Linked DNA regions of Homo sapiens: region 1 is linked to region 2. A link is a contact called in ENCODE Hi-C or POLR2A ChIA-PET data. All regions are on one chromosome and are shown on one strand. Each heading gives the region's core, a stretch centred on a gene start or an enhancer-like site at or near the end of the contact. The rest is flanking DNA. Distances are from core to core; before and after follow the strand shown.

Region 1 (3,216 bases), core at 245-2,744, 33 kb before region 2:
ATGAGTGTTTTCATTGGAGAAGACTCAAATGAGTGTGAGGTTGACCCCAAATATTTGAATGATTATCACATTGATAGGGCCATCACACTGCCCAACTCCAGGGACACTGTTTACACAGTAGTCTACGTGAAAAGCAGCAGACGCCCACAGCTGAGCAATGTGCAGTCTGTACAACTGAAAGCACTTGTCCTGCATATGGCAAGGTATCACTATTTCAAATAGTAGAAGCCCCTGAGAATTATGTTTCAGCTCAATTTCGGCAAGACCCTCAGAACTGCTGAAGAAGATCCCTCTTGCCTTCGATGGATTCAAAACAGAGGCTGAATGGCCCATGTCTTAGAGGTGGCATAGGAAATTCTGACAACAGAAATTCTGAAGGAGGGTTTTTTGTTTGGTTTGGTTTGGGGTTTGTATTTTTTTTTTTTTGTTTGTTTTTTTTGTTTGCTTGTTTGTTTGTTTTTTTTGAGACAGAGTCTCACTCTGTCGCACAGGCTGGAGTGCAGTGACGCAATCTTGGCTCACTGCAACCTCTGTCTCCCAGGTTCAAGCCATTCTCTTGCCTCAGCCTCCTGAGTAGCTGGGACTACAGACACGTGCCACCATGCCCGGCTAATTGAAGGAAGGTTTTCTTGGATGACTTTTTACATTTTTCTAACTCTGAGATTCACTAGTCCCAGAGATAGAAATTGTCATTTATGGAGCTTCTACTTGTACTAGCTACTGTGTTGGGAGCTTTATGTATCTAATTTAATGTAATATTCAGAACAGCCCTACAATGTGGATATTATATTTACAGATAAGAAATTGAGACTCACATATTAATTCTTTGTCTGTAGTCATTCAATTATTGAGAAATTTAGCCAGGATTTAAAGCTGAGAGTATATGATTCCTTTGTTCTTCCTGGAACACTGGGGATTGGAAGGAAAGCTCGCCACCTGCCAACCCCCCATCCCAGAACTTTTGATTGGCAATGTGACAAGTCTCAACAGTGGTGGTCATGTCTTATAGGCAAGACTTCATACATTGCCTGAGCTGATGACTCAGGCTGAAGACCTCCCCCTCTAGCCTTGGGATACCTAGTGCATGGGATCAGACTCTTGCTTTGCTTCTTGCCTTGGGCTGTCATCACATATTCACAATGCCCTGAAGAAAAGGAAGATGCTCAGGAAAACGTAGCCTCTGACCGAATCCTCCTCTCTAGACTGAAGGTTGCGAGTCAGATGGTTCTTTATCCTTCCTCTCCACCTACTACACTGAAACTCCGGTCTTGACAGTGACTCTGTGGCTCACAATCAGCCCCAGGATTGCTTGCTTGCATGGAGCCAGTGACAGACTGGAGCCAGTCCCTGGGAGCTACCAAGCAGCTGACAAACTGGGAAGCGTGATCTTTGACTCATTCATCCATTACCCAACTAATCAGCACTGCATAGCTTGGGTGTTCACAGTGTGTCACCGCACACCAGAGCCACACCTCTCCATGGCTGGAACAGCTTGCCTTGCTGGCTCCTGAAGCATTTAGAGGATGTTTGTTGACTGGGAAGAACCAGTGCCTTGACTATTACCTAATGAGCTGTATCCACCAGTCATGTAACTCTCCAGTGTGAGAATTTGGTTGTGGGCTGATGTTGTGTCTTGGGCAATTACTTTGGATTTATCTGGAGCCACCCCTGTTGACAGTGGCTAGCACTCACACCTAGGATTAAAGTCTACTTATTATCAGAGGGCAAACACCTGTCCTCACAGTGAACACAACTACAATTACAGTCAGGGATTCATATCTCATTCTCTTTCAGCCTCTCAAGTGCACAATTTATTTTTGGCCTTGCTATTTTTCTGTCTGAATTATTTCCCTGCTATCCAGGCACTCCAGAACCCAACATTATTCTGTTCCATCCCACCACCACCATTATTGTCATGTCTGTAAATACACCATCGAACCATAAAAATTGGCACTACAGACAAGACAATGCACAGAAGGCTTGTCCAACATAAAACAGAAACTGCCATGATGTTTCAACTCAATATCGTATCCTCCCCCACCTTAAATGAAGAGCTGTTGTAATGTGTGGCACAAACAATGGTAAGAAATTGGTAAAAGGCGGTACTTATCTTTATTTTTCTAGAAGATTCTAACATTGTCTTGGAATTCACCAACCTCAAAACTTTGTAAAGACATCATAATGAAATGCTGAAAGTGACTGAAAAAGGGCTGTACTACACACTAGTTAAAAAAAACCCACAGTGAGGCCGGGAGCAGTGGCTTACGTCTGTAATCCCAGCACTTTGGGAGGCTGAGGCGGGCGGATCACCTGAGGTAAGGAGTTGGAGACCAGCCTGGCCAACATGGTGAAACCCCGTTTCTACTAAAAATACAAAAATTAGCCTGGCATGATGGCAGGAGCCTGTAATCCCAGTTACTTAGAAGGCTGAGGTGGGAGAATCACTTGAACCCAGGAAGCAGAGGTTACAGTGAGCCAAGATTGTGACACTGCACTCCAGCCTGAGCGACAAGAGTGACATTCTGTCTCAAAAAGCAAAAAAAAAAAACAAAAAACCCACAGTGGGTTCTGATCTCCAACTCCTGCTCCTCTTCAGATGATGCCAGTGATTACCCTAAACCAGTGGGGCAGGTTGGGTCTAATTGTTTGTGGGCAGCCCATGTCTCCTGGTCTCACACAGGATGCCCTGCACTGGGATGTCTGCCTGTTTCTATAGGATCTTATTACTCAGCATCATCTTTCTGCACAAGCTGAAGCTGCAGTGTTTGGATGCTGAGTCTGAGAATAGCTGAGTGAGGCTGAATGCTCTGAATCTCCAACCCGAGGGCTGTGAGCATGTAATCTGCTGGGATTTTTCTCCTCTAGTGACTGTATTCATATATGTGGTGGCCAAGAAAAGGAGGTTTAAAGCCCCTCTGTCTGGAGGAGTTCCTTCCTGCTTGAGATCGGAACTGAAAATGACTCCTCCATGTGCACAATGCTCTGGTATTTCCTGGGCAACAGTGTTACATGCTTCTGCAGCAAGAGTAACTTGAGATACTGCTTTTTAATCACTTCTTGCCCAATATCTCATATTACACAGTCATAATCCTCTCATACTCATTCATCAGAAAGCAGAACAGTTGGTGAATAGCTTGAGTTCTTCAACTGCAATCTGTAAGGGATATAGTGAGGTGGTATTTGTGTCGTTTTATTGGAGAAATCAGGGGAAGGTTT
Region 2 (3,058 bases), core at 244-2,743:
CCAAAGGCCAGATGCAAGTTCCCACAATGTACCTTTACCCCTTCAGATATGTGGCAATCATAAGACTGCAATTCAAAAGAATATAAATGCAGATATGCTTAAGAGCAAGTTGACATATTTAAAGACTGAAATCACATATCTGTCCTTATAACATTACAACAAATTTTTCCTCCCAAATGTTTAACAGTACAGGAATGATTAACTCAAGCATAGGACACACATACGATGGCCTATGATACAGCCAATAAAAATTACTTTTATGAAAAGCTATTAATGATATGGGAAAAGCTTACAAAGTCACAAAAATAAGATACAGATTATTTTTAGAATACTATCTCAACAATGTTTTCTAAAGGGCCCAGAAGGGGGTGGTGGGGGAAATAAAGACTCCAAAGTGTCCAAATGATACAATGTTTATTTTTAAAACCAGAAACTTCCTGCCGGGCGTGGTGGCTCACGCCTGTAATCCCAGCACTTTGGGAGGCAGAGGAGGGTGGATCACGAGGTCAGGAGATCGAGACCATCCTGGCTAACACGGTGAAAACCTGTCTCTATCAAAAATACAAAAAATTAGCCAGGCATGGTGGCGGGCACCTGTAGTCCCAGCTACTCAGGAGGCTGAGGCAGGAGAATGGCGTGAACCCGGGAGGCGGAGCTTGCAGTGAGCCGAGATCGCGCCACTGCACTCCAGCCTGGGCGACAGAGCGAGACTCCATCTAAAAAAAAAACAAAACAAAAAAAACAAAAAAACCCCATAAACTTCCTGTAATTGTTAGGGTTCTAGGTTGTTGGTTTTTGTTTTTTTGCATCTTATACTTTTCCATTATTTATAGTTTCCTATGGATGTTACTATTTCTAAGTTGGAGAAAAAATAAAATGAAAACATAAGTTTCTCAGGTAATTATTAGAAATATGTTTTAAAAGGACATCAAATAGGTTTTATAAGGACTTGTATGAATACATTTTCTTTTGTGTATATTTGAAATACTTTGTGGTATTTTAAAAAGGTTCTTTTGAGGGCTGGGCGCAGTGGCTCATGCCCGTAATCCCAGCACTTTGGGAGGCTGAGGCAGGCAGATCACTTGAGGTCAGGAGTTTGAGGCCGGCCTGGCCAACACGGTGAAACCCCATTTCTACTAAAAATACAAAAGTTAGCCAGGTGTGGTAGCACACCTGAAATCCCAGCTACTTGGGAGGCTGAGGCAGAAGAATCGTTTGAACCTGGGAAGTGGAGGTTGCAGTGAGCCGAGATCGTGCCACTGCACTCCAGCCTGGGCAACAGAGCAAGGCTCTGTCGCAAAAAAAAAAAAAAAAAAAAAAAAAAAAAGGCTGGGGGGAGGGGGCCAGCGGTTCTTTTCAGATCGAATGTTTGAAAGAACAATATAAAGAACTGAACTCTAGAACAGGAAGTGAATACTACAAGGCAAGAGGTTAGACTGTGTTCAGCTGGCAATAAGACCGCAGGCATTTCCTGCGCACAGCTGTTCACTGCCAGGGTACAGTCAGGGTCCCAAGAATTTCCTCACTAATGAAAACAGCTGCTCTCAACTCAGGGCTTCTAGAACACAGCAGGTTCCCAAATGGACTTAATACAGTTAACTTGAGATACCTAATTCCAGCTCCCATAGTCTCAAGCTTCTGGGAAATGAGGGGTCTGATACTATGAACATGATTTATAACCACCATACTCACCTGCTCTAAGGTGGCAGCAAAGCCCTGTCTGTCTGCTACGTAAGGCAGCCCGTGAACCAAGCCTACTTTTTCTGTCATTTGATTCACCATGTCAGTAAGCGTATCTGGAATTACTACAATTTAAAAAAAAGGCAGAGAGGGGGAGAAAAGAAAATTTGTTTTTAGTAGAATGCCCATTAATATAAAATATATTTTGTGAATTGTTATTACATTCTTAATAAAATACATTATTTTAAACATATGGATCTAATAAAATGAATCTCAACCACCTTTCTGAGGAGAATACAAAATTTCAAAAGGGCCTAATTCTCGAAAGCTAATTTATACATTTTTTAGCCCAGTATATACCTACTATGTACCAGAGGCAGAATATACTTTGAAAAAGTTACCCCCTGTTGGAACTTCTAATTTGGAATAAGGACAATCTGTCCTAGTGGAAAAGGCTCAGGAGCAGAGGCTAAAGGACCTCAGTTCTCGTGCTGGCTTCTCTACTCTCCAACCATAGGAAATGAGACTATTTTCTCTGTGAGTATCAGATTTCCACACAGGAATGGAACGTGATTATATTGAACAGAGATCTGTACACTGAAAAACATATGATAGTAAATAATTTAAGATAGCAAATATGAAGAATGAACATCATCTCTGACCAGCTGATAGATCTGTAATGGTCTTGATTAACTCATAGGAGTGCAACATTTATGTTCATTTTCTAATTTGCATTTTAAGCTAATAAAAAATTTAAATTATTGCCCAATCTTTAGCAAACATCTCATATCATTTTTACATGACCTTATTTTTCATTTCCTCCAAGTCTTTAAGAACTAAATCTACCGTATAAAGAAAAGTTGTATTTGGACCTTAAATACTCATTCTAGGTCAGTGCTTCTCAACTGGGGGCAATTCTGCCCCACAGGGGACATCCGGCAACATCTGAAGATATTTTTGCTTTTACTACTGAGAAGGGGGTACTACTGGCATCTCATGGTAGAGACCAGGCATGCTGCTAAACATCCTACAAGACAGCTCCCACAACAAAGCCTAAAATGTGAACAGTATTGGGGTTGAGAAGCTTAAGGCAATTAGAATATAAGAAAATATTATAGAACACTGAAACTATTATGAGTGTTCGAAAATGCAAGTTATAATTTCAGTATATGAAAGGCTTCTTGCTAAAATCATTTAAGTAAAAAGTCATGTGTATAGTCCGATAAGTGTATGTGTTTTAGTAAAATATGCACCTATTAATTTCTGTCCCTTTGTGAGACGGTGTATTACGCAAGCCGAAACACATTAAAGATAAGTGTCAGGCAAACAAGGGAAAAGTTACACCCATGGGAAAGCTTGCAGATTATATAATGAACCA

What was found. A loop is a pair of places that touch in the nucleus more often than their neighbours do. ChIA-PET counts read pairs that join two places held with the same protein, here RNA polymerase II (POLR2A). Pooled maps may share reads with other maps.
Region 1: a loop to region 2 is called in a map of endothelial cell of umbilical vein, with 6 times the contacts of the local background. The contact joins two enhancer-like sites. A Hi-C loop is called at or near these places in 5 of 168 maps with a recorded cell type or tissue (A673, cardiac septum, endothelial cell of umbilical vein and 2 more), 16 of 37 single-sample maps with no recorded cell type and 17 of 50 pooled maps. POLR2A ChIA-PET finds 5 or more read pairs at or near these places in 14 of 52 experiments (AG04450, BJ, GM10248 and 10 more).

What each region holds. Positions count from the first base shown.
Region 1 is chr9:111,958,014-111,961,229 of GRCh38, reverse strand. No RefSeq gene overlaps it. Among named protein-coding and RNA genes, the nearest start is that of MIR4668, 28 kb to the right of the region's middle. Within about 2 kb of position 1,494, at least 13 of the 41 ENCODE cell types and tissues checked have a DNase peak (open chromatin) inside an H3K27ac peak, as active enhancers do; they include endothelial cell of umbilical vein, where a contact is called at or near this core.
Region 2 is chr9:111,925,131-111,928,188 of GRCh38, reverse strand. It overlaps UGCG (UDP-glucose ceramide glucosyltransferase), which reads right to left. Exons shown (of 9, transcript NM_003358.3): 5 at 1,693-1,805. Among named protein-coding and RNA genes, the nearest start is that of MIR4668, 5.4 kb to the left of the region's middle. RefSeq lists a silencer at 1,392-1,551. Within about 2 kb of position 1,493, at least 17 of the 41 ENCODE cell types and tissues checked have a DNase peak (open chromatin) inside an H3K27ac peak, as active enhancers do; they include endothelial cell of umbilical vein, where a contact is called at or near this core.